Regions from separate parts of the Homo sapiens genome. Here region 1 is linked to region 2. The links are chromatin loops, found by intact Hi-C in ENCODE. Cell type or tissue: endothelial cell of umbilical vein. All regions are shown on one strand. Links, peaks and the distances in the headings refer to the core of each region. The heading gives the core; the rest is flanking DNA. Region 1 holds the start of RPL36A-HNRNPH2 (RPL36A-HNRNPH2 readthrough). Region 2 holds the start of SRPX2 (sushi repeat containing protein X-linked 2).

The links. Peaks named below come from ENCODE experiments on the same cell type or tissue, not always from the same donor. Only the 100,000 strongest peaks of a DNase experiment are listed, where the experiment ranks them.
Region 1: a loop joins it to region 2, with 10 times the contacts of the local background. A loop is called at or near these places in 3 of 110 quality-filtered maps.

Annotation. Positions count from the first base shown.
Region 1 is chrX:101,388,673-101,394,052 of GRCh38, forward strand. It overlaps RPL36A-HNRNPH2 (RPL36A-HNRNPH2 readthrough), which reads left to right and starts at 2,339. Exons shown (of 4, transcript NM_001199974.2): 1 at 2,339-2,374; 2 at 2,787-2,892; 3 at 3,083-3,150. The coding sequence starts at 2,372. It overlaps RPL36A (ribosomal protein L36a), which reads left to right and starts at 2,339. Exons shown (of 5, transcript NM_021029.6): 1 at 2,339-2,374; 2 at 2,787-2,892; 3 at 3,083-3,150. The coding sequence starts at 2,372. It also overlaps a transcript of BTK not described here. RefSeq lists enhancers at 1,806-1,865, 1,876-2,035. In endothelial cell of umbilical vein, for the core only: a CTCF peak has its summit at 2,233 (motif pointing right); a DNase peak (open chromatin) is centred at 2,299; H3K4me3 peaks cover 1,857 bases; H3K27ac peaks cover 1,280 bases.
Region 2 is chrX:100,640,823-100,646,202 of GRCh38, forward strand. It overlaps SRPX2 (sushi repeat containing protein X-linked 2), which reads left to right and starts at 3,377. Exons shown (of 11, transcript NM_014467.3): 1 at 3,377-3,693; 2 at 5,371-5,380. In endothelial cell of umbilical vein, for the core only: no CTCF peak of the experiment used is centred there; a DNase peak (open chromatin) is centred at 3,229; H3K4me3 peaks cover 1,841 bases; H3K27ac peaks cover 3,360 bases.

The DNA.
Region 1 (5,380 bases), core at 328-5,327, 750 kb after region 2:
CAAATTTGAACTTCAAATGACTCCAGGAGAAAGTGGAGTAGCAGTAGCATTTGTGAAAATGGTTCAGGGGTTTTTGCTGATAGTAATCAAAAGGCATGTCATCAGTTAACATGGCTTCCAGAAAAGCCAAGGTGACATTGAGGCTTCCTTATGGAAGTAAAATATCTAGACAGAGGAAGGTAACATGCCACTTACTCTGCAAAGCCAGACCACACCTAGAGTCCTGCATTCAGTTCTGAGTGCCTCGTCTTAGGGGAAATTAATGAGCAGGAGCATGTCCAAAACAGAGAACAGCTCAAGCGATCCTCCCACCTCGGTGTCAGCATTGGTGTACAAACTTTCACTTATAGGATGTATAAGCTCTGGGGATCTAATGTGCAATATAGTGACCATAGTTAATAATACTGTATTATTGAAATTTGATAAGAGAGCAGATTTTAAGTGTCCTCACCACCCCCATGGTAACTATGGATGGTGATGGATGATAGATGTGTTAATCAATTTGACTGTGGTAATCATTACACAGTGTATACACATATCAAATCATCATGTTGTACACCTTGAATATAAACAATTTTTGTCAATTAAATATTTTTAAGTAAACAAAAACAAGCAAAACCCCCACAAAGCCACATAACACCAGATATGATAGAAAGAACTAAGGTTGATTAAATGAAGAGGGGCCATGTTCACGGTCTTCATATTTCCATGTTACTAACATAAACCCCTAAAGGCCAGTGAGATTGCTTAAGAATCTGGAAAGAAAAAGAAAATGCTGGAAGTTTGGCAAAGAAATTTTCAGGAAATGTAGCAGGTAGTGGTAATATATTTATTATCTCATTCCCAGAGACCACCCAACAAAAAAGGGGGTGATCAGAGTGTCAGCTCAGGTCCCACGCGTGTTCCTGGAGGGTTGTGCAAGCAAGATACCCCAGACTCTCACGGTTCTTCAGCCCCTATTCCACTGCCACCTCCTCCTGTGTCTCAGCCCAATTCTGTCTCCTCACCATCCTCTACACTGCAGATGCCCCTGCTTCCTTTGTATGATGTAGTGGTTAAGTGCAAGGCTATAGTGTTAGACTACCTAGGATCAAATTCCAGCTCCACAAAAAAATAACAACCTGTGTGACTTCAGGTAAGTAAACTTAACATCTCTTGTGCCTCAGTTTCCTCACCTGTTAAATACTAATACTGGTATATACCTCCTGGGGTTGCTGTCAGGATTAAAAGGGGTAGTATGTAAGGTGGTTAGGAGAATGCCTGGCATATAGTAAGTGCGCCATAATTTTTTTAGCTATTATAATTACCAGGCCACAACAGCAATATTTTATAATGTTAAAGGAACGCGGGCTCTAGAGTCAGTCTACTTGGGTTTGTATCCTAGATTCACTAAATACCGTTGACATTGGGCAAATCGTTTAACATCCTACAGCCTCAATTTCTTAATCTGTAAAATGAGAATAATAGTACCACCTGTCTCCTAGAATTATTGTGAGAATTGTATGACACAATCTATTTAAAATGTTTAGCACCCTGAAGTCTTTCTATGCTGGACTCTCTTGAGACCTAGTATATGCCTTCTGCCAGGTTTGCAAGGAAGGGAAGAGCCGCTAGGTACTTTCTACTTCTAGGCTTGATGATTGCTATTACAGGAGCCAAACAATTTCATTGTCACTTTTCAGAACCTAGAGCTGCTGACTTACTCCCTCAACAGAAGGGTGCTGCTTTAATGCCAATCATTGTTCCTTTTCTTCAAAGTACTTAGTTCATAATTGCACATTTATAAGCCTATTAGATTACTGTACCTCTCCCCCGGAACAGTGCCTGCCACATAATGGGCATCCAATAACCATTTGTTGAATGGACCAACTGGCCATGTGATAGATGAACTGGAACAATTGGCTCCCTCCAGGTCTTCATTGAATTAGCAGTTTGCTGCGAAAGGTGTTCCCAGTGACCTTGAGGTGGAACAGGAATGGAACGTGGAGGTGGAGGACCCCTTCATTCGACCCTAGTCCTGGCTTCCCTCGGGGACGGGGAGGCCAGAGGATCTGGGAAAAACACTGCTCCCTTCACTGAACGCCACTACGTAGCAGAGTCCACCAAAAGAGATAAAGTGACGAAACGTTGAAAGCTGCGGGGCGGGAGGAAGTCGGGGTGAGTGGACCACCCTTTAGGCGGAGTCCTTCCTTAAGCTCCCGCCCGCGGCTCCGAACTGAGTCCTCTCAGCCGCCCGAGGGCGCTGCGCTGAGCCTTACACTCTATGATTGCTCCTACCGACTCCCATGAGGAAGTGCGATCGGGAACCTCCTATATACTTCCGTTTGCCTCGCGGTTTCTTTCTTTCCGCGCCGATAGCGCTCACGCAAGCATGGTAGGACTTGCTGGTGGGGGCCGAGTAACATCCAGCTTAATCTTTCCCCCCCTTCGTCGCCCGTGCTATGCCGGGATGGGTCCAGGCTCCTGTGTGGACTCGATATATCAGAGCAACCCAATCTTGCCGGGATCAACCCTAAAGGGACCGGGCTACGGGGCCAGGAATTGAAGTGATGGGTTCAAAGAGGTAGAGTTAGCCGGGGGTGGAGTTAATGAGGTCTCTTCCCTCTTTGGGGCTCGACGGAGGGAGGAAGCTCTGCTTGAAGCACATGGGGCTGGCCCACCCTGTAGTCAGAGGTAGCAAGTAATGAGGAGTCCTCCTGGAGTGCCTCAGCTTTAGCTGGGTAAGGTAGGGCGTTGTGCCATTGTGGTCAAATAACATTGCACGTTCTGAACTGTTTCTTTACTAGGTTAACGTCCCTAAAACCCGCCGGACTTTCTGTAAGAAGTGTGGCAAGCACCAACCCCATAAAGTGACACAGTACAAGAAGGGCAAGGATTCTCTGTACGCCCAGGGTAAGATGGATTCCGCATAATTTGGTGTTAATGTGACATTTGTGTTGTAGAATAACATACGAGTCCGGGTCTCTCTCCCTCCACGCCTGGCTTGAGCGTTAATATTTCTGCTGCGAAATTAAGATAAAACCTGTAAGACTTACTTGCTGATCTTCAGTATTTTATAACAAATACCAATTCGTTTTCCCAGGAAAGCGGCGTTATGACAGGAAGCAGAGTGGCTATGGTGGGCAAACTAAGCCGATTTTCCGGAAAAAGGTGAGTGGTAGTTACTATTTGACGTTTCCCAGTTAATTGCCGTAAGGATATGCACTTGTCTCTAGTCCACACACTTCATGATATAGGTATAGCGTTAGTTTAGCGAAGTTTTCACTGCACTGATATATCTAGTAGGTGATGGAGCTGGGAATGCAACTCATGTCTGACTAGTCCACAATACTGCACTATTTCAGTGTTTACGATTTTTTATCCTTTCCCTTCTGAAGAGGCAAAAAATTGAGGAATGTGCCCTGCTTTCCTAAGAACTGAAGTGTGAGTACACTGGTAAATCCTTTCATTTGCCTTGTTCCTTATCTGTCAATATGTCTGAATCCTCGCTTGTTGGTTGCACTAAGAATTGTTCTGTTGTTTCTCATCACAGAAATCTGCAGTCAACTACCTGTTCTCGTGAAGTCTTAAAACTCTTATAGAATAGCCATTTAGGCCTTTCTGCTAGCCTCCTGAATTCTGTATTCTCAGGCTGAGCGAGTTTCTGTTTACTCTCAAACCTTAGGTGATTTGGCTAACTCTTAAAGTAATTAGCACGATGATTGGAACGGAGCATTCTCTCCAACACAGCATTTCTTTTGGCACTTTGCTTCTTGTGCAGTTTAGCTCCAGAAAGTATTAAGGAATGACTTTAGTGCTCATTTGGATGCAGTAAGTGGTTTGATCTCAGGGTGGCAAAAAGAATGCTTTTTTTATACCTTTTCACATTCGGATAACTTGTTTAGAAGACAGAGGTTCTAACTAGGTTTTGGCCTATTAAGAACTGCAAACTAGCAGCAGCAGAACTCTGGCTAAAGGGGCAAGCTTATTAGGAAATTGAGTATTTAAAAGTTGAGCTACCATATGATCCAACAATCCCACTGCTGGGTATATACCCAGAAGAAAATCGGTATATCAAAGAGATATCTGCACTCCTATGTTTGTTGTAGCACTGTTTATAATAGCTAAGATTTAGAAGCAACCTTAGTGTCCATCGGGATGAATGGATAAAGAAAATGTACCTATACGCGGCCAGGCACGGTGGCTTGTGCCTAGCACTTTGGAAAGCCGAGGCGGGTGGATCACCTGAGGTCAGGAGTTCGAGACCAGCCTGGCCAAGATAGTGAAACCCCGTCTCTAGTAAAAATACAAAAATTAGCCGGGCTTGTGGTGTGGGCCTGTAATCTCAGCCACCCGGGAGGCTGAGGCAGGAGAATCGCTGGAACCTGGGAGGCAGAGGCTGCAGTGAGCCGAGATCACGCCACTGTACTCCAGCCTGGGCGACAGAGCAAGACTCCATCTCAAAAAAAAAAAAAAAAAAAAGGGAAAAAGAAAATGCACCTATACACAGTGGTACTATTCAGCCATAAAAAGAATGAGATCCAGTCATTTACAACAACATGGGTGGAACTGGAGATCGTTATGTTAAGTGAAATAGGCACACAAAGACAAGCATCACATGTTCTTGTTTGTGGGATCTAAAAATCAAAACAAGTGGACTTGTCATATAGAGAGTAGAAGGATGGTTACCAGAAGCTGAGAACTTCTGGTGGCGGGAGGTGGGGATGGTTAATGGGTACAAAAAGAAAAAAGAATGAATTAGACCAACTATTTGATAGCACGACAGCGTGACTAAAGTCAATAACTTAGTTACATATTTTAAAATAACTTAGAGTGTAATTGGATTGTTTGTACCTCAAAGAAAAAATGCAATAAAACTTTACAGTGGAGAAACCTAACAAGCACTACCTCAGCCAGGTAATCAAGGTTAACATCAACAGTCACGAGTCATGTTGATATATACCCTTGATAAGGTGTGATGAAAATGACACTTAAACCTAAAAATCCATAACCCTATCTAATGAGAAAAATAACAAATCCCAAGAGGGGCATTTTACAAAATACTTGACCAGTAGTGCGGAAATTGTCAAGGTCATCAAAAAAGTCTGAGAAATTGCCACAGCCAAAGGAGTCTAGAGACATGATGACTAAATGTTAGGTGGTGTCCTGCGTGGGGTCCTAGAACAGAAAAAGGACATTAGAAAAACATAAGGAAATAAAAAAAAAGTATGGACTTGAGTTAATAAGGCATCAGTGTTGGTTTGTTAATGAGTCATACTAATGTAAGATGAGAAACTGGTAAGGTTTATAAGAACTCTGTAGCATGTTTGCAATTTTTTGGTAAATAGAAAACTTGTAAACAATAGTTCTGTTGTTTAGGTAAAAGGAGCAATCAAGGCCG
Region 2 (5,380 bases), core at 311-5,310:
TCTCGGCTCACTGCAAGCTCCACCTCCCGGGTTCATGCCATTCTCTGGTCTCAGCTTCCCGAGTAGCTGGGACTACAGGTGCCCGATACCACGCCCGGCTAATTTTTTGTATTTTTAGTAGAGACGGGGTTTCACCGTGTTAGACAGGATGGTCTCGATCTCCTGACCTTGTGATTCGCCTGCCTCGGCCTCCCAAAGTGCTGGGATTACAGGCGTGAGCCTCCGCGCCCAGCCATAAATACTTTTAAATGGTATTAAAATTGACAATTCTATGTCCATTTTCTAAGAAAGTTGTTTCTAGTCTAGCCTTGTTGAGCTTTCCTGAGATCTCAACTAGGGAAGTCAGTTTCCATATCTAATATTTCGTAAAACAATACCTTATTTACTGCTGAGGGGCTTCATATTAAAAGTCTTAAAGTTGAAAATGGTACTGAACTTTAAGAAACTTAAGAAATTGAGTATGCCTGGATGCTGTCAGTCTCCTTATCCACCTTTGTCTTATCCTCCCAACCAAACCATAAAGAGAGGTGTTTTATTTTACTTTGTAGCCTCACAGTATCTAACGTTGTGTTTTACACACTGAGTATGTGCTGCAGAAACATTGGGGTTATTATAATTAACCTCACTTGTTTTGGGTGAGCTCTTTATATTATTAATCCCAATGCTTTGCAAGAATGCTGTCTCTCTCTTCTGACATATCCCCTTACTTTGATCTCCCTATGATTTCCATATTCTCCCCCTTCACTTTCTTCTTTAACCTCTCTCTGGAACCCTTCTGTCCCACTGCTTCCAGCTTTCAGTGGGATTGAGGCCTTACGCAGCATCTTCACCCTGGCATGTGCTAGGCTTTGTGTTGGATGGCTGGGGATATGAAGAAGACTAGGATAAGGTTCTTGCCCTTATAAGCACTCATAGTCTAGTAGGAGTCAGAGATAAGTAAAGAACAATGCCAATAAGTGTGAAAAGTCCTAAAATTGAGATATGTACAAAGTGCTGTGAGAGAAAAGGAAGGCAAAGTTAACCATCTTGGGCTGGGATGGGCTGGGGGAAGGTTCCTAGCAGCAAGGGTGGGTAGAGTTCCAACAAGCCAAGAAAGGAGGGAAGGGACCATGGAGCAGAGTGAACACGTCTGTGCAGAGGCTCCAGGGTGTGAAAGGAAGAACAAGAAGCTCAAGGAAGAGCATGAGGCAGAGGGTGTCCAGAATGAGGAGGCATGGGGTGAATGCTTAAAACTAGGCTAAGGACATAGGTGGGGTTTGCTTGTGAAGAACATGGTATGCAATGCTAAGGAACTCAGACCGTACACTATGCCAAGAGGGAGCCAGTGAGGGGGGTCTAAGAAAGAAAAAACTCTGGTAGAATGTATTACTTTGCTTGTTCCCTCTCTCTCTCATATTCCTCTCTCTCTCTCTCTCTCTCTCTCTCTCTCACACACACACACACACACACACACTCTCACATACTCAAACACACAGACACACACATTTAATATATTCACTATTTTCTCACACACGAGTTTAAAATAAACTCCTATATCTGATTTTCTGGCCCTACCCTATTTATTCAGCTTTGTTTTCTATCTTTCCCTGAAACCTCTTAGCAGTTAGCCTCTCCCTCCTCTGACCTAAAGGTGAACTCTTGTTGATGGCATTTCCTTTGCCTGAGGCTAGACCAAGGCCCACCTCTTCTCAGGTGACCCCCTCCTCTGACTTCCTCCTAGCGTCCTTAAAGTCTGTAACACAGCTTTTGGCAGTCTATTACGGTAGGGAGTTGTATTGTTTTCTAATTGATTGTGTCCCTCTTCTCTCCCCTACTAAACATAAACTCTGGGAGCTGGAGAGTAAGCTCCATAAGATCAAGAATCACACATTACTTGCTCACCACTGTATCTGCAGTGCTTAGCTTATAGTAGATGACCAGTAAAGATTCCCTAAACACACACAATTGTAATTAAGAACATGCTTGTTTGATGTCTGTCTCCTCTGTTCCATGAGGGCAGGGATTTTTGTCCATTTTGTTCACTGATGTTTCTCAAATACCTAGAACCATATGTGGCACATAATGGATGCTCAACAAGTATTTGTTGAATTAATTATGGATTACAATGCCTGGGATTTTGTCTGTCTTGTTCACCACTACATCCACCACTCTTGACATGGTAGATACTTGATAAATTTATGGAATGAATAAGGCCATGACGATCACGTCTTCTTCTTCTTCTTTTTTTTCTTCTGAGACGGAGTCTCACTCCCTCGCCCAGGCTGGAGTGCAGTGGCGTGATCTCAGCTCACTGCAACCTCTGCCTCCTGGGTTCAAGCAATTCTCCTGCCTCAACCTCCTGGGTAGCTAGGATTACAGGCGTGCACCACCACGCCCGGCTAATTTTTTTTTGTATTTAGTAGAAACGGGGTTTCACCATGTTGGCCAGGCCGATCTCGAACTCCTGACCTCGTGATCTGCCCACCTCGGCCTCCCAAAGTACTGGGATTATAGGCGTGAGTCGCCGCGCCCAGCCACATCTTCTTTACGTAGCTATTACACTGTTAAGCAAATGGTAGACACTCAATACATATTTGTCACAGGTGAATTGGAAATGAAGCAGGCTCAGGCTTGCTTTTGAACTTTGTATTCTCATAAGTACAATTCTTCCCCTTATGACTGAGAAGGGGTTACCAATTTGCTTGCATACACAGGAGAAACACCCTTTCTACAACAGCTTAAAATTCTTCCTTCTATAACCACTGATTTTCCAAGAGATGGAAATGTCAACCGTGAGGGGAGGGAGATTGTAAGTAGCTGCTCTGTGCTATGGCAGAATAGTCTCATTATCAGATACTAAAATGAAAAAATCTTGCTGAGTGAAATGTAGCCCTCCATCAGAGACCACTGGGAAGCAGCTAGATTTGCTCAAACAGCCTCCCAGTAAAGCCTCTCCAGGCATGCTTTCCCTCCATTCTTAGTGTGGGAAATCAGTCTTGATCCTTCGGGCAAGAAGTACATGTTTTTTGTTTTTTGTTTTTTGTGTTTTTTTTGTAAACAATATAATCTTAACAGAAACTGAAGTCCAGAGAAGTTAGGTCACTGGCATGAGGGTTTCAAAGCGTATCTGACGTGATACCATATAGATTGCAAGACAGTTCAGAGTTGGGAGTCTAAGGAATTACAGGAGAAATCTTAGGGAATGTCAAAGTCAGCTACAGTCTTCCCCTCTCTTTGGTGTTTGTGAGTGTTTATGAAATTCCTTTTCATTCAATTCTTATGTCATGCTGAGTCATAAAAAGAAGTGTTCTTCAGTGCAACACATCTCTGGAGGCCGCTTAAGCCAGCCTCTGTGTTAGTCATCACTATATTCACAGGCTTGGAGCCAGTGCCATTCACACTTCCCCCTCTTCTGCAGCAGACGGACTGAGTTCCTCTAATCCCTGTGTTCCTTCTCCCCCATCTTTCTAAAACCCTTCTCTGAGAGAGGAATAACTATAGCTTCAGGGATAATATAGCTTTAAGGAAACTTTTGGCAGATGTGGACGTCGTAACATCTGGGCAGTGTTAACAGAATCCCGGAGGCCGGGACAGACCAGGAGCCACTCGTTCTAGGAATGTTAAAGTAGAAGGTTTTTTCCAATTGATGAGAGGAGCAGAGAGGAAGGAGAAAGAGGAGGAGAGAGAAAAAGGGCACAAAATACCATAAAACAGGTAAGATCTGCAACTAACCCCTCCACACTCCACTACCCCAATTCACAATTGTGAAGGGGATAAGGAGACCCAGAACTTGGGCAACATGGCTGGGGGTGGAGGTCGGGGGGAAGTTCTTTTATGAAGCTGGATCATATGCTGCTTTTCATTTGTGCCGTGACCTGACTGCAAACACATGTTCCCAGCAACTTCTCAGCCCACAGCAGAGGGATGGGATGGTTGACTCTGGTGAGTCAAGTATTAAGCCTGAGATTGGGGAGAAGCTGGGCAGGTACGAGGTCACAGGTTCAGGGATCTGAAAAAGGAATGCCTCTGCTCCAGAACGAAGGAACTGGATGGAGGCTAGATGTGGGAGAGGGGTCAGTGATTAGTTATCTAATGTTCACTTCCTGGACCTCTCTTTAATCTCCTCTTTCTGCTCCTTTTGTTGCCTCTTTCTGCGTTTATCTATCTCTTTCCTTCAGCTCTGTCAGATTTTCTTTCCTTCCTTCCCACATCTTTCTACTTCCCTTGCCTCCTTCGTTTACTCTCACTTTTTCTCCGTCCTGCTTCCCTGTCACTTTCTAGACAAAATCTGAAGCCAAGTAGCAATGAACTAAAAAATACACTTTTCCCTTTCTTGGGCTTTGCATGTCCCTTAGGGACTCTGGCCAGAATCTACCACATTTTTGTTTCTCTATTTCTAGGACTGACTCCTCCCCTGAGCATGGCATTTCATTGAAAGCCCGTGAGTGAATGGGTGCTTGCTGAAATGCCCAGTGGCCAATTTATACCAATGGGCAGCAAGTTTTAATACTGTCATTTACAAAGTATTTGCCCGCTGGGAACCACAAAACTCTCGTCCCATTAGGGTGAGGACAGGGGAGGAAGTGAGAGGGCAATTGGAGCTTGTTCACCCTCTCCTCATGTACCTCAGCAGGTCCTCCTCTACCTCGCTGACTTCCTGCTGGCTCAGCAAGGTAAAACTAGAGGGTTAGGCTGGACTTGAAAGCCAGAAGCCACTACCAAACCACCAAGCCTTAAAACCCAAAGCTAAGAACAGAGCCAGAGTCCAGTTACTGCCTGGGACACTAGAGAAGGGAAACATTCAGTCCTGTCCAATACAAAGTTGGTAATAATATTGTCTAATATATAAATTACTTCCCTATATGACAGACAATAATCAATTCATGAGGTAGACAGTATTATTATTCCCATTTTATAGATGAGGAAACCGAGGCTTAGAGAAGTTAAAAAATTTGTCCAAGACCCTATAGCTAATAGGTGACAGAATTGGATTCACATCCAGACCTGTGTAACTTCAGTGTTCAAATTCTTAGACCACATATGCTAACGCTTTCCCAGATTAGTGGCTAGGAAATGTTAGTTGAATGAATGAAACCTAATGGCAGCCTTTAGGTCACCAGGTTCCCTCCTGGTTCTGTGTAACTTCATGTTGGCCTTTTCCTGGTCTCAGTACTTCAATGTCCCTCTCTATAACTTGGACCATGAAGCATTTGCATCTGATCCCACCAGAGTCAGATGAAGATTGGTTGTTTTACATCCTCCTCCTCCTGGGAGGAAAAGGGACCATAAATAACAAACAGAGTCTTGTTATTCTATAACATGAAAGATCCTTATGAGGGAGATAATATAAAAGGCATTCATTAATTATAAAATCTCTCTTCTTCCTCACAGATCCCATATT